Linked DNA regions of Homo sapiens: region 1 is linked to region 2. Evidence: read pairs that join two places in POLR2A ChIA-PET (ENCODE). Cell type or tissue: Panc1. All regions are shown on one strand. Each heading gives the region's core, and the rest is flanking DNA. Links, peaks and the distances in the headings are about the cores only.

Region 1 (10,018 bases), core at 1,002-9,001, 93 kb after region 2:
AGTGAGACCCTATCTCTTAAAAAAAAAAAGTAAAATCAAACTAGTCTTTATTTTTGTTAGAGTCCTTGGTTTAAAAACTGAGTCCTTAAGAAGTGACATGACAGGCTGGGTGCAGTGGCTCACACCTGTAATACCAGCACTTTGAGAAGCCAAGGTGTGAGGATCACTTGAGCCCAGGAGTTCAAGACCAGCTGGGCAACACAGTAAGATCCCCATCTCTACAAAGACTGAGAAAATTAGCTGGGTGTGGTGGTGCGGGTCAGTAGTCCAGCTACTTGGGAGGCTGAAGCAGGAGGATCAACTGAGACTGGGAGGTTGAGGCTGCGGCGAGCTGTGGTCATGCTACTGCGCTCCAGCCTGAGCAACAGAACAAGACCCTGTCTCAAAAAAAAGAGGAGTGATATGACATAGAATAAAGAAGTGATCAGATAGAATTAATTGGGAAGTAGATGAAGGAAAATGCCAATTAGGATTCACATATGAAAAAATATAATTTGGCCAGGTGCGGTGGCTCACGCCTGTAATCCCAGCACTTTGGGAGGCTGAGTCGGGTGGATCACCTGAGGTCAGGAGTTCGAGACCAGCCTGACCAACGTGGTGAAACCCCATCTCTACTAAAAATACAAAAAAAATTAGCCGGGTATTGTGGCACGTGCCTGTAATCCCAGCTACTCGGGAGGCTGAGGCAGGAGAATTGCTTGAACCCAGGAGATGGAGGTTGCAGTGAGCCGAGATCACGCCACTGCACTCCAGCCTGGGTGACAAGAGTGAAACTGTCTCAAAAAAAAAAAAGAAAAAATATAATTTGAGAGTTCTTTATCTTATTGTAAAACATTTATTAAGCACCAAATTACATTACTTTTTAAAATTTATTTATTTTTTGAGACAGAGTCTCGCTCTGTTGCCCAGGCTGGAGTGCAGTGGCACAACCTCAGCTCACTGCAACCTCCGTCTCCCAGGTTCAAGCGATTCTCGTGCTTCAGCCTCCCAAGTAGCTGGGATTACAGGCATGTGCCACCACACCTGACTAATTTTTGTATATTTTGTAGAGACGGGGTTTCACCATGTTGCCCAGGCTGGTCTCAAACTCTGAGCTCAAGCAATCCACCTGCCTCAGCTTCCCAAAGTGCTGGGATTACAGGTGTGAGCCACCACGCCCGGCCACCAAATTAGTTTTTCAAAAAATGCTAAAAAAAAAAAAATGCTTTATTGATATGTAATTTACATGCCATACATTTCACCTATTTAAAGTGTACAATACAATGGGTTTTATTATATCAGAGTTCTCCATCCATCACCACAATCAGTTTTAAAGTGTTTTCATTTGAGGTGGGAGAATCGTTTGAACCCAGGAGGCAGAGGTTGCAGTGAGCTGAGATTGTGCCGCTGCACTTCAGCCTGGGCAACAGAGGGAGACCCTGTCTCAAAAAAAAAAAAAAAAAAAAGGTGTTTTCATCAGAAACTTTGTACCCGTTGGCAAATCACTCTTTATCTCCTCCTTTTCTTCCCCCAACCCCAGGCAACCACTAATCTATTTTCTTTCTCTAGAGATTTGCCTGTTCTGGACATTTCATATAAATGGAATCATGCAGTATGTGGTCTTTTGTAACCAGATTAATTTTGACATAATCGTAGTTCCTAAAGTGTTATATAAACACTGCTCTTGACCTATATTCTGAATTTCATTGTACTTTGAACTTGGGCAGACATCATCTTATAGATATCTAAAAAATAAAAAATTAACTTTTGTTATGGGAAATTTCAAATATATTCAAAAGTAAAGAATAAGAGTAGGCCGGGCACAGTGACTCACACCTGTAATCCCAGCACTTTGGGAGGCCAAAGTGGATGGATCACTTGAGGTCAGGAGTTTGAGACCAGCCTGGCCAACATGGTGAAACCCAGTCTCTACCGAAAATACAAAAAATTAGCTGGGCATGGTGGTGGTGGATGCCTGTAAACCTAGCTACTCAGGAGGCTGAGGCAGGAGAATCACCTGAACCCAGGAGATGGAGGTTGCAGTGAGCTGCCCATTGCACTACAGCCTGGGCAACAAGAGCAAAACTGCCATCTCAAAAAAAAAAAAAAAAGAATAAATGTTATAATAACCCTCCAGGTACTTATAACCAGCTTCCATAGTGATTATCTTGCACAGTTATCAACATATGGCCAGTTTTTGTTTTATTTTATTTTATTTATTTATTTTTTAGACGAGGTCTCGTTCTATCTCCCAGGCTGGAGTGCAGTGGTGCAGTCTCGGCTCACTGCAACCTCCGCCTCCCGGGTTCAAGTGATTCTCCTGCCTCAGCCTCCCAAGTAGCTGGGACTACAGGCACGTGCCACCATGCCAGGCTAATTTTTGTATTTTTAGTAGAGACGGGGTTTCACCATATTATCCAGGATGGTCTCCATCTCCTGACCACGTGATCCGCCCGCCTTGGCCTCCCAAAGTGCTGGGATTACAGGCGTGAGCCACCACACATATGGCCAGTTTTGATTTAGCTATACCTCCCCCACTTTCCTTTCCCCTCTACATTATTTTATTTTATTTTTTGAGACAAGGTCTTGCTTTGTTGCCCAGACTGGAATGCAGTGGTGTCATCAGGGCCACTGCTGAGGTCCTCCCACTGCAGCTTCCTGAGTAGCTGGGACCACAGGCACACACCACCACATCCGACCAATTTTTGTGTGTGGTTTGGAGCGACAGGGTTTTGCCATGTTGCCCAGGTTGGTCTCTACCTCCTGAGCTCAAGTAGTTTACCCGCCTCAACCACCCAAAGTGCTAGGATTACAGGCATGAGCTACGATGCCCAGCCTCCTCTAGATTATTTTAAAACAAATCTCTGAATCTCTGATATTATATTATTTCATTCATAAATAATTTGGCATGTATCTCTCAGAAATAAAGATTTTTTTTTTTTTTTAATGAGACGGAGTCTCGCTCTGTCACCCAGGCTGGAATACAATGGCGTGATCTCAACTCACTGCAGCCTCTGCCTCCCAGGTTAATGCGATTCTCCTGCCTCAGCCTCCTGAGTAGCTGGGATTACAGGCACGCGCCACCACGCCTGGCTAATTTTTGTTGTTTTTTTTTTTTTTTTTGGTAGAGACAGGGTTTCACTATGTTGGCCAGGCTGGTCTTGAACTCCTGACCTCAGGTGATCCACCTGCCTTGGCCTCCCAAAGTGCTGGGATTACAGGCATGAGCCACTGCACCTGGCCAGATTCTTTTTTAAAAGACAAACCAATAATATTATTATACCTAAAAAATTAACAATAATCTCTTAATATAATACCTAGCCAATATTCCAGTTTTCTCAGTGGTCCCATAAATGTCTTTATACAGTTGTTTTATTTCAAGTCAGGATTCAAACAAGACACACATATTGCATTTTGATGATAAGGCTCTTAAGTCTTTTTTTTTTTTTTTTTTTTTGCCAGTATGATACCCTATGTTTTTTCCCCCTCCATTTATTTGTTGAGGAAATTTGGTCATTGTCTTTTAACATTTCACACATTGTAGATTTTGCTGATTATAGTCTAAGTCCTTAAGAAAAAAAAAAAAAAAACATGTTCTGGCCGGGTGCACTGGCTCACACCTGTAATCCCACACTTTGGGAGGCCAAGGTGGGCAGATCACGAGGTCAGGAATTCAAGACCAGCCTGGCCAACATGGTGAAACCCCGTCTCCACTAAAAATATAAAAATTAGTCGGGCATGGTGGCATGCACCTGTAGTCCCAGCTACTCGGGAGGCTGAGGCAGGAGAATCCCTTGAACCTGGGAGGTGGAGGTTGTGGTGAGCTGAGATCACACCACTACACTCCAGCCTGGGCAACAGAGGGAGACTCTGTCTCAAAAAAAAAAAAAAACATGTTCTTCTAGCCCACATTTTTCCTGTAACTTAGTACTTAGAGCTAGAGGCTCAATTAAAATCAGATACAAATTTTAAAAATAGGAATATTTAATAGGAAGTTCTTTGTATTTCTTACATCATATCAGCGAATACATAATGTCTGGTAGTCTTTCTATTGATGAGAGGGTAGACATCATCTTAACCCTTTCTTCTATTGAATCTAGAAATTCCCTTACAAATGGCCACCTCTACCTCTGCTTAAATTCTTTTTTTTTTTTTTTTTCTGGATTCTCACTCTATCGCCCAGTCTGGAGTGCAGTGGTACAATATCAGCTCATTGCAACCTCTGCCTCCCATGTTTAAGTGATTCTCCTGCCTCAGCCTCCCGAGTAGCTGGGACTACAGGCGCACACCACCGCACCCAGCTGATTTCTGTATTTTTAATAGAGACAGGGTTTCGCCATGTTGGCCAGGGTGGTCTTGAACTCCTGACCTCAGGTTATCCACCCGCCTCGCCTCCCAAAGTGTTGGGATTACAGGCATGAGCCATCGCACCCTGCCTTCTTTTAAAGGAATCAGATTCTACTCCCTTCAGGAGGTTCCAGTGGCTACCTTCTTGTCCAGGAGTCACATTTGGCTTGATTAGAGGAACACCCAATTCTAAACATTACTCTGTAAATCTTTTTTCTTTTTTTTGAGACAAAGTCTTACTCTGTCACCCAGGCTGGAGTACGGTGGCACAATCACGGCTCACTGCAGCTTCCACCTTCCAGGTTCACGTGACCCTCCTGCCTCAGCCTTCCGAGTGCAGGTGTGCACCACCATACCTGGCTAATTTTTTTAATGCTTTTTTTCTCTTTTTTTAGAGATGGGGTCTCACTATGTTGCCTAGGCTGGTCTTGAATTCCTAGGCTCAAGTGATCCTACTGCCTCAGTCTCCCAAAGTGCTAGGATTACAGGCATGAGCTACCACGGCCAGCCATAGCTGTAATTTTTTTTTTTTTTTTTTTTTTTTTTGCGACGGAGTCTCTGTTGCCCAGGTTGGAGTTCAGTGGCGTGATGTTGACTCACTGCAGCCTCTGCCTCCCGGGTTCAAGCGATTCTCCTGCCTCAGCCTCCTGAGTAGCTGGGATTACAGGCGGCCGCCACCACGCCTGGCTAATTTTTGTATTTTTAGTAGAGATGGGGTTTTCACCATGTTGGACAGGCTGGTCTCGAACTCCTGACCTCGTGATCCACCGGCCTTGGCCTCCCAAAGTGCTGGGACTACAGGCGTAAGCCACCGCACCCAGCCTTAGCTGTAATCCTTAAACCTGGCTACCTATAGTCATCTGAGGAGTGGCTCAGAAAACCCCAAAAAACACATAAATACAGAAATAATTTTATAGAAATAAGAACATAACACACATGCTGTTTTTATTATAGACAATTTTCCTGTCTCTTCTCTCACAGCCAGTCCCTACTTCCCCAGGTAATTATCTAGTGTGCATACACTGTATTTTCTGTTTATACAATCCTATGTAGACCTACATATACATAAACAAATGCTTGTCTATCATTTTACAGATTTTTTTCCTTTTAATGCAACAATGTTTCATTAAAATTTCTTCAAATCATCTAGTTTAACTCAGTTCAATCTTTTTAAGTGGCTGGACAATATCTGGTATTAAACCATAATGTATTTATTCTTCTATAGGTGGGCATTACTTTATTTCTAGTTCTTGGCTACTATAAATTATGTCAGTAGAAAATATTCTCATATATATGTTGTTATGAACTGGTATTTTTTTCTTCTTCTTCTCAGGATTAGAATCGTTGGGCAACAGGATAAATATATTTTTTATTTTATTGGAGATTACCAGGTTGTTTTTTAGGAAGACTGTAACATTTCCCATTTCCCCCAATAATGTTCAAGGATATTTTCTTAGACTTTTTGGGAACCTTTCAAAAATGAAAATTCCCAGGCACCAACCACAAACCTTCTGATTCAGCTCTGTGGTAACATCCAGGAAGCTATATTTTTAAAAGTTCCCAGATGAATCTGAGGTGGTATTGAAAGCACTGCATTTAAGTACCCAGGAATACTGAAAATAACTGGTCTTACAATACTTACATGAATAATATCAGCTTCAGCCAGATATATATATATATATTAGAATCAAATCATCAAATCAAGACATGAATTGGCCATGGACATATGTATCAAATGTAGGTCAGGGGCATATACAGTTTTGGAATGGAAAACTTAATTAGTTGGATTGGGGATAGCCCCTTGGGAGTCACCAATCCAGTTTAGAGCAACTGAACAATCTAGAAAGATTTTGAAAAGAGGTAAGCATTTAGTGGTTGTTTAGAAATTTAAATGATTTGAGAGAAGCTAAGGGGAAAAGAGCATTACATATGTAAAACATTCCTGAGGAGCTCCTGCTCTCAGAGTAAAAGAGGTCACCAGGTGAGATGGTAAGAGTACTGTACTGAAAATCAAGAGGATTTAATTTTAATCCTGGTTAAACTACTAAACTCTCAGACCCTGGAACTCATTTTCCTGTTATATAAAATGAGGAGGTTTGATAGATGATTATTATGATCATTTCTATTCTGAACTAGACTGGAGATAATTTCCTTTGTCACCACAGATACTTTAGAAAATCACTGTGTTAGAAAACAAAACTCACTGTGTTAGATACTTTCCTCTGTCTATAAGTCTTGAGCCTAAGTCTGACAGAAGCTGATTATGTTTACAAAAATGAAATGAAGCAAGATGGGGACACTCAGTAAACTATCTATATTCTAAAATTCTTGTTTCTTTTTTTTTTTGAGACGGAGTCTCGCTCTGTCACCCGGGCTGGAGTGCAGTGGCGTGATCTCCGCTCACTGCAAGCTACGCCTCCCGGGTTCACGCCATTCTCCTGCCTCAGCCTCCCGAGTAGCTGGGATTACAGGTGCCTGCCACCACGCCCGGCTAATTTTTTGTATTTTTAGTAGAGACAGGGTTTTACCATGTTAGCCAGGGTGGTCTCGATCTCCTGACCTCGTGATCTGCCCGTGTTGGCCTCCCAAAGTGCTGGGATTACAGGTGTGAGCCACCGCGCCCAGCCCCTCTTGCTTCTAAATTCCAGGAGCATGTTCCTCCGTTGAATTCAAGGATGCATATTTATTATTAAATGAAACAACAGCTCCTGAGTTTGTGCTGCTAGGCTTAGAGGTTAGGCCCTAGGGGAAGAGATGGCCTCAACTTGTATTTGTGTTTTCCTCTTCAGGCTCTGCAGATGGCATGGGGAGGAGGTTGCACTCAGCCCATGATCCTGGTCTCTCAAAGACTTCAACAGCAGAAATGGAGCATGGTCTCCATGAAGCCAGAACAGTGCGTACTTCTCAGGTAGCAGCCTCAGGTGCTAAGGTGCTGGGCCTGGGGTGGTGTGTTGGGGAAGGAATTATGGAGAGATGTGACAGGGATGATGATAAGGCAGAGGCATGGTGATATGGGGCTATCAGAAGAAAATAAGGTCTATGATTGGGCTTCTTTTGAATTAGAGGAGATTGTTACATGGCCACTATCTTACCAATACATCTAATTCAGGTGTCTATTACTACTGAGTCTTCCCCTACTCTTTCCCATACCCTGAGGATACTGTCTGTGGGAAAACCATAAGTCTGGTATTATGTGTCTGCCTGTATGTGTCTGTGTGTTTGAAGGCTACACCTTGCCGAGGCCTCAGCAGGGAGTGTGGGGAGGATGAGCAGTACAGTGCAGAGAATTTACGTCGCATCTCACGCAGTCTCAGTGGCACCGTTGTCTCAGAGAGGGAGGAAGCTCCGGTTTCTTCCCACAGTTTTGTAAGTAGAATCAGGGTCCATCTATTCAGAGCACCCTCCTCCTTGCTAAGCAAAAATACAGTGCAGGTGAAGAAGCAGGGAGAAAGTGAAGGTTGTAATGTGAGGAAAGGCCCTGTGTACTCAGCAAAAATAAGGACACGCAGTCATTATTTTATTTACAAACATTCAGCTGGAGCCCAGAGGAATGTCCATTCCATGTAGCAGTTCTGAAAGGCCGTGCGTGTTGTAGGGTTTCCTGGGGTGAGAAGAGTCATAAAGCCTTGAGAGGAATCTGAGAAGCAAAGGCTGCTGATTGGGTCAGAACCCACTGCACTAATCAAAGAAAGAAGGAAAGAAATGGGATGGAGTATTGGTTTGCTTTTTCCTCTCACCCCCAGTATGTGATTGAATAGAATTCAGTGTGTTTTCAATCTAAAGTGATGCATGTGTATCAGCAAGAAGAGGAAAAAAGCCTTCTTGAGAATTTTCATATGGTACTAGTGCAGTAATGTGTAAGTAGAAGAGGCAGGAAAGCCCAAGCCATTAGAGATCAACAAACTTAAATAATATCAGTGGCTAGGTTTGTAGGTAATCATACCTTTGGAGAATTTCACTTCCTTGCCCAAGTTGAGTGTTCATCACAGTAGAGGTCAGGGTACAAAGTACCAGTGCATTGAAGGTTGTCCACTAGGTCAGTTCAGGAAAAATGTAAAAACAGATTTTAAATACATGGTACAAAAATAAAAAGGTATAAAAGCATATATGGTGAAAACCAAGTCTGTCTTCTACCAGCCCTTCAGATTCAGTTTCCCTCCTAAGAGGTACTCATTTTTCCAATTTTTAAAAATCAGCCGAGGCCAGGCGTGGTGGCTCATGCCTGTAATCCCAGCACTTTGGGAGGCCAAGGATGGTGGATCACCTGAGGTCAGGAGTTCGAGACCAGCCTGGCCAACATGGCAAAAATATAAAAATTAGCCAGGCATGGTGGGGGGTGCTTGTAGTCCTAGCTACTCGGGAGGCTGAGGCAGGAGAATCGCTTGAATCCGGGTGGCAGAGGTTGCAGTGAGCTGAGATTGAGCCACTGCACTCCAGCCTGGGTAACAGAGCAAGACTCTGTCTCAAAAACAAAACAAAACAAACAAAAAAACCCAGCCGAATTTATAGTAAGTTTCATTCAATTTATCGTTCATAAATTCCTAAGCAATTCTGATCAGGCTGCCATTCTTTTTTGGAAAAGGTGGACTCTCCTGCCTAGCATTTGTTCTCATGTACTTTCAATTCATTTAATGGCAAATTGTTCTTTTCCTAGGAGAGTTGGCTTCCTTTCTTCTGACTTCTGTATCATTCATTGATTCATTCTTTTAAATAAATGCTTATTGATTCTGTACAAGATTCCTAGCACAAAAATAAACAAATAAATAAGTGCTTATTGAGTGTGTTCTAGGTATTGTGCTAGGTGCTGGAGCTACAATGGTGAGTTAGATATAGTCCCTGCTTTTATGGAGCTTACAGTCTACAGTGAGGGACGGATAAATAAACAAACAGTTATAATGTGTTAAGGATTTGATCCTATGGGAACATAATAGAAGGGATATTTAAATCAGGCTTGAGGTATCATGGAAGGCTTCCTGGAGGAAGCAAAAAGAATATAGCAAGTAAAAGGGACCTGAGCAAATATTAACTGAATTAAAAGAAGCTTATTTAGTATGGCAGGATTAGAAAGTCTGGCAAGGGGAGATGATGGAGAGTGTTGACAAGAGAGGATACAAAGAATATTATGGACCACAGACAGCCCTGTATGTCACAGTAAGTAGTTTGGAAGGATAGAGATAAGTCGATGTATTTGAGACCCAGTTAGGAAGTAAACATCAGTGGGAGTTGGTGCCTGCCTGGATGTTGGGAGTGGGGATAAAGGATGATACTCAAGTTTTATGGGTAGATAATGATATATTTGAGGGAAGATATGCATTCAGTTTTACATATATTAAGCTTGAGTGGAGGTATCTGGCAGGCTTTTGGAATGAGATATATAAGCTGCAAATTGAAATCTGGGAATCATAGCCATTGAAAAAGAGGAAAAGACTTGCAGAAAGAGAAGAGGAGCCAGGACATATCCCTAAAGAGCATCAGATTTAAGGTGGTTCTTCTGAAGAACCCTAAAAGGAGACTGAGAAAAAAAGATTAGAGAGACTGAAGGGAAACCAAGGATGTGTGGTACCATAGTCACCAAGGGGAGAGTGTTTCAAGAAGAAAGGAATAGCCGGGCGCGGTGGCTCACGCCTGTAATCCCAGCACTTTGGGAGGCTGAGGCGGGCAGATCATAAGGTCAGGAGATTGAGACCATCCT
Region 2 (10,018 bases), core at 1,126-9,125:
GAGACTCCAAATCCATTAAACACCCCCCGATTCCTCCTTCCCCAAAGTGCCTAGCCACCACCATCCAACTTTCTGTTTCAATGAATTTGACTATTCTTCATGCCTCATATAATGGAGTCATTGGTATTTGTCCTGTTGTGACTGGCTTATTTCACGTAGTATAATGTCCTCAAGTTCATCTGTGTTGTAGCATGTATCAGATTTTCCTTCCTTTTTAAGGCTGAATCAGTTCTATGTATGTACCACATTTTGCTTACCTGTTCTCTTAGGTGGCTCCTACCTGTTGTCTATTGTCAATAATGTTGCTATGAACATGGGTATACAATTATCTCTTTATTTATTTTTTGAGACAGAGTCTTGCTCTGTTGCCCAGGCTGGAATGCAGTGGCACAATCATGGCTCACTGCAGTATCGATATTCTGGGCTCAAGTGATCCTTTCACCTCAGCTTCCCAAGTAGCTGAGACTACAGGCACACACCACCACATCCAACTAATTAAAAAAAAAATTGGCTAGGTGCAGTGGCTCACACCTGTAATCCCAGCACTTTGGGAGGCCAAGGTGGGCGGATCATGAGGTCAGGAGATGGAGACCATCCTGCCTAACATGGTAAAACCCCGTCTCTACTAAAAATACAAAAAATTAGCCAGGCATGGTGGCGGGGGCCTGTAGTCCCAGTGAGAGGTGAAGCCAGCTGGACCTCCTGGGTCGAGTGGGGACTTGGAGAACTTTTCTGTCTAGCTAGAGGATTGTAAACACAGCAATCAGTGCTCTGTGTCTAGCTAAAGGATTGTAAATGCACCAATCAGCACTCCGTGTCTAGCTAAAGGATTGTAAATGCATCATTCAGCACTCTGTAAAAATGGACCAATCAGTACTCTGTAAAATGGACCGATCAGCAGGACGTGGGTGGGGACAAATATGGGAATAAAAGCTGTCCACCCCAGCTAGCAGCGGCAACCCGCTTGGGTCACCTTCCACACTGTGGAAGCTTTGTTCTTTTGCTCTTCAAAATAAATCTTGCTGCTGCTCACTCTTTGGGTCTGTGCCACCTTTAAGAGCTGTAACACTCATCGTGAAGATCTGCGGCTTCGTTCTTGAAGTCAGCGAGACCAAGAACCCACTGGAAGGAACCAACTCTGGACACACCAGCTGCTTGGGAGGCTGAGGCAGGAGAATGGCGTGAATCAGGGAGGCGGAGCTTGCAGTGAGCCAAGATTGCACCACTGCACTCCAGCCTCGGCAACAATGCGAGACTCTGTCTCAAAAAAAAAAAAAAAATTTGTGGAGATGGAGTCTCACTATGTTGCCCAGCCTTGTCTCAAACTCATGAGATCAAGCAATCCTGCCTCAGCCTCCCAAAATACTGGGATTACGTGTGTGAGCCAATGTGCCTGGCAAGTTATCTCTTTGAGAGCATACTTTCAGTTCTTTTGGATATGTAACCAAAAGTAGAATTGCTGGATCATATGTCATTTTATTTTAATTTTGAAGAACTATCATACTAATTTTCATACTGGCTATACCATTTGACATTCTTACCAATGTGCACAAGGATACCAATTTCTCCACGTTCTTGCCAACACTGTTTTTTTTGTTTTGTGTGTGGTTTTGTTTTGTTTTTTTGAGATGGACTCTCGCTCTGTCGCCCAGGCTGGAGTCAGTGGTGCGATCTCGGCTCACTGCAACCTCTGCCTCCTGGGTTCAAGCGATTCTCCTGCCTCAGCCTCCTGAGTAGCTGGGACTACAGGTGTGCACCACCACACACGGCTAATTTTTGTATTTTTAGTACAGACAGGGTTTCACCACATTGGCCAGGCTGGTCTCGAACTCCTGACCTCATGATCTGCCCCCTTCGTCCTTCCAAAGTGCTGGGATTACAGGTGTGAGCCACTGTGCCTGGCCACCTTTTTTTTTAATAGTAGCCATCCTAATAAGTGTGAGGTGATATCTCACTGTGGTTTTGATTTATTTTCCCTAATGATTAGTGAACTTGAGTGTCTTTTCCTGTGTTCATTGGCCATTGGTGTATCTTCTTTGGAGAAATGTCTGTTCAAGTTCTTTATTTTTTAATTGTATTTTGTTGTTGTTGACTTGTAGTTTTTTTTTTTGTTGTTTTTGTTTTTGAGACAGGGTCTCACTCTGTCACCCAGGCTGGAGTTGAGTGGTGTGATCTCGGCTCACTGCCACCTCTGCCTCCCGGGTTAAAGTGCTTCTCCTGCCTCAGCTTCCCAAGCAGCTGGCATTACAGGTGTGCGCCACCACGCCTGATTAACTTTTTTGCATTTTTAGTAGAGACAGGGCTTAATAGAGACAGGTTTAGTAGAGATGGGGTTTCGCCATGTTGGCCAAGCTGGTCTCAAACTCCTGGCCTCAAATGATCTGCCCGCCTTGGCCACCCAAAGTGCTGGCATTACAGATGTGAGCCACTGCACATGGCAGGAGGTCTTTATATATTGTGGATATTAGCCCCTTATCAGAATAATGATTTACAAATATTTTCTCCCATCTCATGGGTTGTCCTTTCTCTTTTCCTTTGATTCACAGTTCTGTTTTTTAAAAATTTTATTATATATTTTCTAAGACATTTAAAAGAATAACACAGTAAACATCTTTATAATCGCCATCCAGCAAATTAAATATTAGTAAATTGGTTTGCTCCCGAGTTTCCCCTTATTGATTACAAGTCCCTCACCAAAGGTAACCACTAATGAATTTGATTTTTCTCTGACATAGTTTATACTCCTTAGACAGCCTGTTAGCGTATTAGAAGCTTGTGATGACTGAAGTAAAAATACTGCAAAGGTCCTGGGGAAGGCTAATTAGGGTGGGATGAGTTCTTTCTTAGATTTTTGTGATGCTGTTTTCAAAAGCCCAGTTCAGCACCCTATCAGAGATACTTGCACATAATAGGTGTATAGAAATGTTTGTTGAATAACTATTTGGAACCCATGTACTTCTGATTGAAGATATTTTGTACCACTATTATACTATTTTTTTTTTTTTTTTTTTTTTTTTGAGACAGAGTCTTGCTCTGTCGCCCAGGCTGGAGTGCAGTGGTGCGATCTCAGCTCACTGCAACCTCCACCTCCTGAGTTCAAGCAGTTCTCCTGTCTCAGTCTCCCAAGTAGCTGGGACTACAGGCGCACACCACCACGCCTGGCTAATTTTTGTATTTTTATTAGAGACAGGTTTTCACCTTGGTCAGGCTGGCCTTGAACTCCTGACCTCAGGTGATCCACCCGCCTTGGCCTCCCAAAGTTCTGGGATTATAGGCATGAGCCACAGTGCCTGGCCACTATTATACTATTTTTTTTTTTTGAATCAGAGTCTTGCTCTGTTACCCAGGCTGGAGTGCAGTAGCATGATCTCAGCTTACTGCAAGCTCTGCCTCCTGGGTTCACGCCATTCTCCTGCCTCAGCCTCCTGAGTAGCTGGGACTACAGATGCCCGCCACCACGCCCGGCTAATTTTTTTATAATTTTAGTAGAGATGGGGTTTCACAGTGTTAGCCAGAATGGTCTTGATCTCCTGACCTCGTGATCTGCCCACCTCGGCCTCCCAAAGTGCTGGGATTACAGGCATGAGCCACCGTGCCCGGCTATTATACTATTTTTTCATGAAGTGAAGTTTACATATCTCTGTATTAGGATTACTGTATACTTTACCAATAAATAGACTGCTATGGCAGAATAAAGGTTTTCTTAGAGGTAGTAAAACTGAGGGCAAACCTGAGTTGGGAACATTTTAGCTCTAAATACATACAGTACATTTAGCTGCCTTGGCTAATTTAACTTTTAGACAGGGCAAATGGAATAAGGCAGATGTTGAGGTGCTACATTGTTGGTTCAGAAAAATGGTTGTGAGTTTTGAAAGAAGGCATGATTCTGGTAAGATCTGACTGTGGGCAAGGGGCTGTTGAAACAAACAGTGCAGTGTTTCCAGGGCAGTGGTGAAGGACTTGACCTCCGTTGTAGCTGAAAATGAAGTCCTTCTCTAACAAAGCCATAGTAGCAGCAGCAGCAGCTGTTGCCACTGCCACCTGCGTTCAGTGGCTGTGTGAGGTGGCTAGACCAGGAAATGATTCCATGGCACTAGGCATGTATAAGGAAAGACTTACTTTGGCTCTGGCAAAGTGGTTGTACAGGTTGTGGGTGTCACTTTAAACATACAAAGATCTGCTTGCTGGAGGAGGGGCAGCTTCTTGAGGATCAGGTGTGCATCTGAAAGGGATGAGCTCATCCTTCTAACCAGACCTGCTCTAGACGCTGACTGAATGTTTTCCTAGTTCCAAGTCCTGCAGCTGGGAGAAGCAGGAAATGATTGACACTTCAGGCACTTGGTGAGTAGCAAAAAGGAAAAAAAAAAAAGGCATTTTTGGGGAAGCTTTTGAAATGTGTGTGTGAGTATCAGGTTGAAGGTGACATACACATTCAGTCTTTCTCTAAGTTGAGGATTGCAGTAAAGTGTATGGTGGTATTGAGGAAAGCAAAGCTTAGGTGGTTCTAACTTTATTCTACTGCTTCTTTTTGAGGTGACTTTCCATGACTTAACAATTTTGTTTCCTACACTGTCTTGACTGGTTTCATTTCTCTAGGAAATAAGAATCCCAGGAGCTCCTTTTTTATTTTCAAGGATCTTCATGACTTGTTTTGGAGCTTTTATTGATGGAACTTACCCCACATTAGAAGACTTCTGTGTTGGATTTCAGAGCTCCTATACATGATCCTGTTTTGTTTTAATTTACCCAAACTTTCCTATTCACTTTAAGTAAGGTTCTTAAACATGAAATTGGTTTAGAAAAGAAATATCATTTATTATTTATTTGTAACCTTTATTTTAGGTTCCAGGGTACATGCGCAGGTTTGCTATATAGGTAAACTGCATGTTACAGGGGTTTGATGTACAAATTATTTCATCATCCAGGTAATAAGCATAGTACCTGATAGGTAGTTTTTTGAGATAGAGTTTCACTCTTGTCACCCAGGCTGGAGTGCAGTGGCGCGATCCCGGCTCACTGCAACCTCCGCCCCCCGGGTTCAAGCGATTCTCCTGCCTCGGCCTCCTGAGTAGCTGGGATTACAGGTGACCGCCACCACACCCAGCTAATTTTTGTATTTTTGGTAGAGATGGGGTTTCACCATGTTGGCCAGGCTGGTCTCGAACTCTTAACCTCAGGTGATCCGCCTGCCTCAGCCTCCCGAAGTGCTGGCATTATAGGCGCGAGCCCCTGCGCCTGGCCCCTGATAGGTAGTTTTTTGACTCTCACCCTCCTTCCACCTTCTATCCTCAAGTAGGCCCCAATTGTTTATTATTTTGAATGGAACTTTTTATCTTGAGATAATTCTAGATTTATACAGAGTTAAAATAAATAATAATATTGACCTGATGTACCATTTACCTCATTTCCTCCAATGGCAATATCTTCCAAAATTATAGTACAATTTTACAACTGGGGTATTGATGTTGATACAGTCAAGGTACCAAATATTTTCATCACCACAGGATCTACCATGTCCTTTTATAGCTACCCCCACTTCCCTTCCACCCCTACACCTTTCTTAACTCCTGTCAACCGCTAATTAAAAAATCAATTTTTAGCAGAGAAAATTTTATGTGCAATCCTGAGAAGTTCTGTATTAAAGATCCACATGGCCTTATGAAAAGAGCCCTTGGGCCGGGCGCGGTTGCTCACAAGTGTAATCCCAGCACTTGGGAGGCCAAGGCGGGCAGATCACCTGAAGTCAGGAGTTCGAGGCAGCCTGACAAACATGGAGAAACCCCGTCTCTACTAAAAATACAAAATTAGCTGAGCGTGGTGGTGCATGCCTGTAATCCCAGCAACTCGGGAGGTTGAGACAGGAGAATCGCTTGAACCCAGGAGGCAGAGGTTGCAGTGAGCCAAGATCACGCCATTGCACTCCAGCCTGGGCAAAAAGAGCGAAACTCTATCTCAAAAAAAAAAAAAAAAAAAGCCCAAAGTGCAATCGATTTTGGTTCATTGTAGCTCTTTACCTTGGGCAAATAATTTTAATTTCTCTGTGCTTCAGTTTCCTTATCTGTAAAATGGGATAGTGGTATATTAACCTGTTTTGCAGGATTTTTGAGAAATTGTAAAACTCTTACAAAAAATAAATATATAGATTATTATTAGCAGCAGAGATAATTGTTTTCAAACTGGAAAGTATATAGCAAGTTAAAAACTGGAAACTGTAGCCTAAGATGGTAAGAGTGAACATTTTTAAATGAATTTAAGTCTTAAGGCTGAAATGAATTACATTTCGGGGTGCTGAATTAACTGGCTGATGATCTCAGAGCCACTGTCTTTGAGAAACCATAAAGACTAGAGAGAGACAAATGTCTTTATATCCAAAAAGAGGAAAGGAAAGTAGTTGGAAAACCATAGACATGTAAAATTGTTAAATCTTGGGAAAATTCAATTATAAAGGACTAAACATGATATGCAGTATTAAGGAGAAAAAAGAGTATGGGTTGATTGATCATAACAAATTACTTCTGTTTCTATTTTTGAATTTCATTACTTCTATTTAGGATTAAGAGGTTTGTGGATCAGGGGATTGTTCTACATATAGTGAGTCAAAATCCCGTCAGTTTCACCGTCTTTCATGTGGCTGATAATGTAGTGATACAAATTTCATTGATTGGTTAAGTGAATGTGTCAGACATCGAATAACTGTATCCACTGATCATCTTGATTTTACCAGGAAGATCCTGGTAGGTTATTCTTATTTTTTCCATGGGCAGTCAGTCTGCATGGGTTATTTTATTTTTTTTGAGACGGAGTCTTGCTCTGTTGCCCAGGCTGGAATGCAGTGGCGTGATCTCGGCTCACTGCAACCTCCCCTTCCTGGGTTCCAACGATTCTCCTGCCTCAGCCTCCCAAGTAGCTGGGACTACAGGCATGCGCCACCAAACCCAGCTAATTTGTTTGTTTGAGACAGAGTCTCTCTCTGTCGCCAGGCTGGAGTGCAGTGGCGCTCTGTTGGCTCACTGCAACCTCCATCTCCTGGGTTCAAGCGATTCTCCTGCCTCAGCCTCCCAAGTAGCTGGGACTACAGATGCACGCTGCCACGCCCAGCTAATTTTTATTTTTATTTTTATTTTTAGTAGAGATGCGGTTTCACCATGTTGGCCAGGCTGGTCTCAATCTCCTGACCTCGTGATCCACCCGCCTCGGCCTCCCAAAGTGCTGGGATTACAGGTGTGAGCCGCTGTGCCTGACCAATTTTTGTATTTTTAGTAGAGATTGGGTTTCACCATATTGGCCAGGCTGGTCTTCAACTCCTGACCTTGTTGTGATCGGCCTTCTCGGCCTCCCAAAATGCTGGGAGTACAGGCGTGAGCCACTGTGCCCGGTCAAAAGTTTTAATTTTGATGAAGTCCAATTTATGTATTTTTTTCTTTTGTTACTTGTGTGGTGTCTTTGCCTAACCCAGGGTCATGAAGATTTATGTCTATGTTTTCTTCTAAAAGTTTTATAGTTTGAGCTCATTCATTTAAGTTTTTGATCCATTTTGAATTAATTTTTGCATATGGTGTGAGATAGGAGTCCAACTTTTTCTCTTGCATATGGGGGATATTCAATTATTCCAGCACTATTTATTAAAAGACTACAGTAGTTTCTCCTTATCCATGAAGGATATGTTGCAAGACCTCCAGTGGATGCCTGGAACCATGAATAGTACTGAACCTGACAGCTGTTAATTGGAACATAATTCTGTTCATTTCTTCCACCCACAAATTTAGTGCCTTTTCCAACCTTTTTTTTGAGATGGAGTCTTGCTCTGTTGCCCAGGCTGGAGTGCAGTGGCGTGATCTCGGCTCACTGCAACCTCTGCCTCCGGGGATTCAGGTGATTCTCCTGCCTCAGCCTCCCGAGTAGCTGGGATTACGGGTCCCCACCACCATGCCCAGCTAATTTTATATATTTAGTAGAGACAGGGTTTCACCAAGTTGGCCAGGCTGCTCTTGAACTCCTAACCTCAGGTGATCCACCCGCTTTGGCCTCCCAAAGTGTTGGGATTACAGGAGTGAGCCACCACACCTGGCCGCCTTTTCCATCTTAACTAAGCACTTATATAACCACTGAATGGGTTCATTCTGCCCATTGCCCCAATACAGCTGATTTATCAAGACAGGAGAATAGCAATGGAGAAAGAGTTTAATTCACATAGAGCTGGCCGCACAGGAGACCAGAGTTTAATTATTACTCAAATCAGTCTCCCAGAATATTCCAGGATTGGGGTTTTTAAGGCTACTTTGGTGGTTAGAGGGCCAGAGAGTGGGGAGTGTTGATTGCTTAGGTCAGCAATGAAATCACAGGGAGTCAAAGCTGTCCTTTTACACTGAGTCAGTTCCTGGGTAGGACCACAAGACCAGATGAGACAGTTTATTAATCTGGATGGTGCCAGGTGATCCATTGAGTTCAGGGTTTGAAAAATATCTTGAGCACCAATCTTAGGTTTTACATTAGTGATGTTATCCCTAGGAGCAGTTAGGGAGGTGTAGAACCTTGGGGCCTTTAGCTGCATGATTCCTAAAGCATAATTTCTAATCTTGTAGCAATTTGTTAGTCCTGCAAAGGCAGTCTAGTCCCCAGGCAAGAAGAGGGTTTGTTCTGGGAAAGGGCTGTGTTTTTGTCTTTGTTTCAAAGTTAAACTATAAGTTCCTCCCAAAGTTAGTTCGCTTTATGTCCAGGAATGAACAAGGACAGCTTGGAAGTTAGAAGCAACAGGGAGTCAAGTAAGTCAGATCTCTTTCACTGTAATAATTTTCTCAGTTATAATTTTTGCAAAGGTGGTTTCACTTACCATGAACTATGGCCATGACTTTTTGCAGTTTGAGGTGTGACAGTAAAACTAGCATGAATTTCCTTTCCTTCTTCACAATGTCATGCATGGATTTGTTCTTATGGTAGACCTTAGCAGCTTTAGTGTATGATTCTTTTTCTTTCCTTATTAAGTCGATAACTTTCACTTTTTCACTTAAAGGAAGCACCTTATGGCTTCTCTATGGCCTGTTAAATTGCCAGTATCACTACTCTTGCATTTGGGAATATTATTAAGTAAAATAAAGTTACTTGAACATAAACACTGAGAAACCCTTTATTCCTTTTTTTTTTTTTTTTTTTTTGAGACAGGATCTCACTCTGTCCAACTCAGACTGGAGTGCGATGGCCTGATCTCAGCTCACTGCAACCTCCACCTCCCAGGCTCAAGTGATTCTCCTGCCCCAGCCTCCTGAGTAGCTGGGATTACAGGCGCGTACCACTACTGCCTGGCTGATTTTTTTTTTGAGACAGAGTCTCACTCTGTCACCCAGGCTGGAGTGCAGTGGTGCGATCTCGGCTCACTGCAAGCTCCGCCTCTCGGGTTCACACCATTCTCCTGCCTCAGCCTCCCGAGTAGCTGGGACTACAGGCGCCCGCCACTACGCCTGGCTAATTTTTTTTGTATTTTTAGTAGAGACAGGGTTTCACTATGTTAGCCAGGATGGTCTTGATCTCCTGACCTTGTGATCTGCCCGCCTCGGCCTCCCAAACTGCTGGGATTACAGGTGTGAGCCACCGTGCCCAGCCTAATTTTTGTATTTTTAGTAGAGATGGGGTTTCACCATGTTGGTCAGGCTGGTCTTGAACTCCTGACCTCAAATGATCTGTCCACCTTGGCCTCCCAAAGTGATGGGATTATAGGCGTGAGCCACTGCACCCGGCCTGTTTTTTTTGTTTTGTTTTTTTTTTTTGAGATGGAGTCTTGGCTCTGTTGCCCAGGCTGGAGTGCGGTGGCACCATCTCAGCTCACTGCAACCTCCGCCTCCTGGGTTCAAGCGATTCTCCTGCCTCAACCTCCTGAGTAGCTGGGATTACAGGCACACGCCACCATGCCCAGCTAATTGTTGTATTTTTAGTCAAGACGGGTTTTTCACCATGTTGGCCAGGCTGGTCTCAAAATCCTAACCTCAAGAGATCCGCCTGCCTTGGCCTCTCAAAGTGTTGGGAT

What was found. ChIA-PET counts read pairs that join two places held together with the same protein. Peaks named below come from ENCODE experiments on the same cell type or tissue, not always from the same donor. Only the 100,000 strongest peaks of a DNase experiment are listed, where the experiment ranks them.
Region 1: POLR2A ChIA-PET joins it to region 2 with 10 read pairs; 9 of 35 experiments call an interaction of 5 or more read pairs at or near these places.

Annotation. Positions count from the first base shown.
Region 1 is chr10:73,502,524-73,512,541 of GRCh38, reverse strand. USP54 (ubiquitin specific peptidase 54) reads left to right here. Exons shown (of 24, transcript NM_001391956.1): 21 at 7,116-7,234; 22 at 7,552-7,692. It overlaps PPP3CB-AS1 (PPP3CB antisense RNA 1), which reads right to left. Exons shown (of 5, transcript NR_132104.1): 4 at 8,270-8,358; 5 at 5,233-7,264. Among named protein-coding and RNA genes, the nearest start is that of PPP3CB, 12 kb to the right of the region's middle. In Panc1, for the core only: no CTCF peak of the experiment used is centred there; no DNase peak of the experiment used is centred there.
Region 2 is chr10:73,595,855-73,605,872 of GRCh38, reverse strand. It overlaps a transcript of USP54 not described here. Among named protein-coding and RNA genes, the nearest start is that of USP54, 9.5 kb to the right of the region's middle. In Panc1, for the core only: no CTCF peak of the experiment used is centred there; no DNase peak of the experiment used is centred there; H3K27ac peaks cover 550 bases.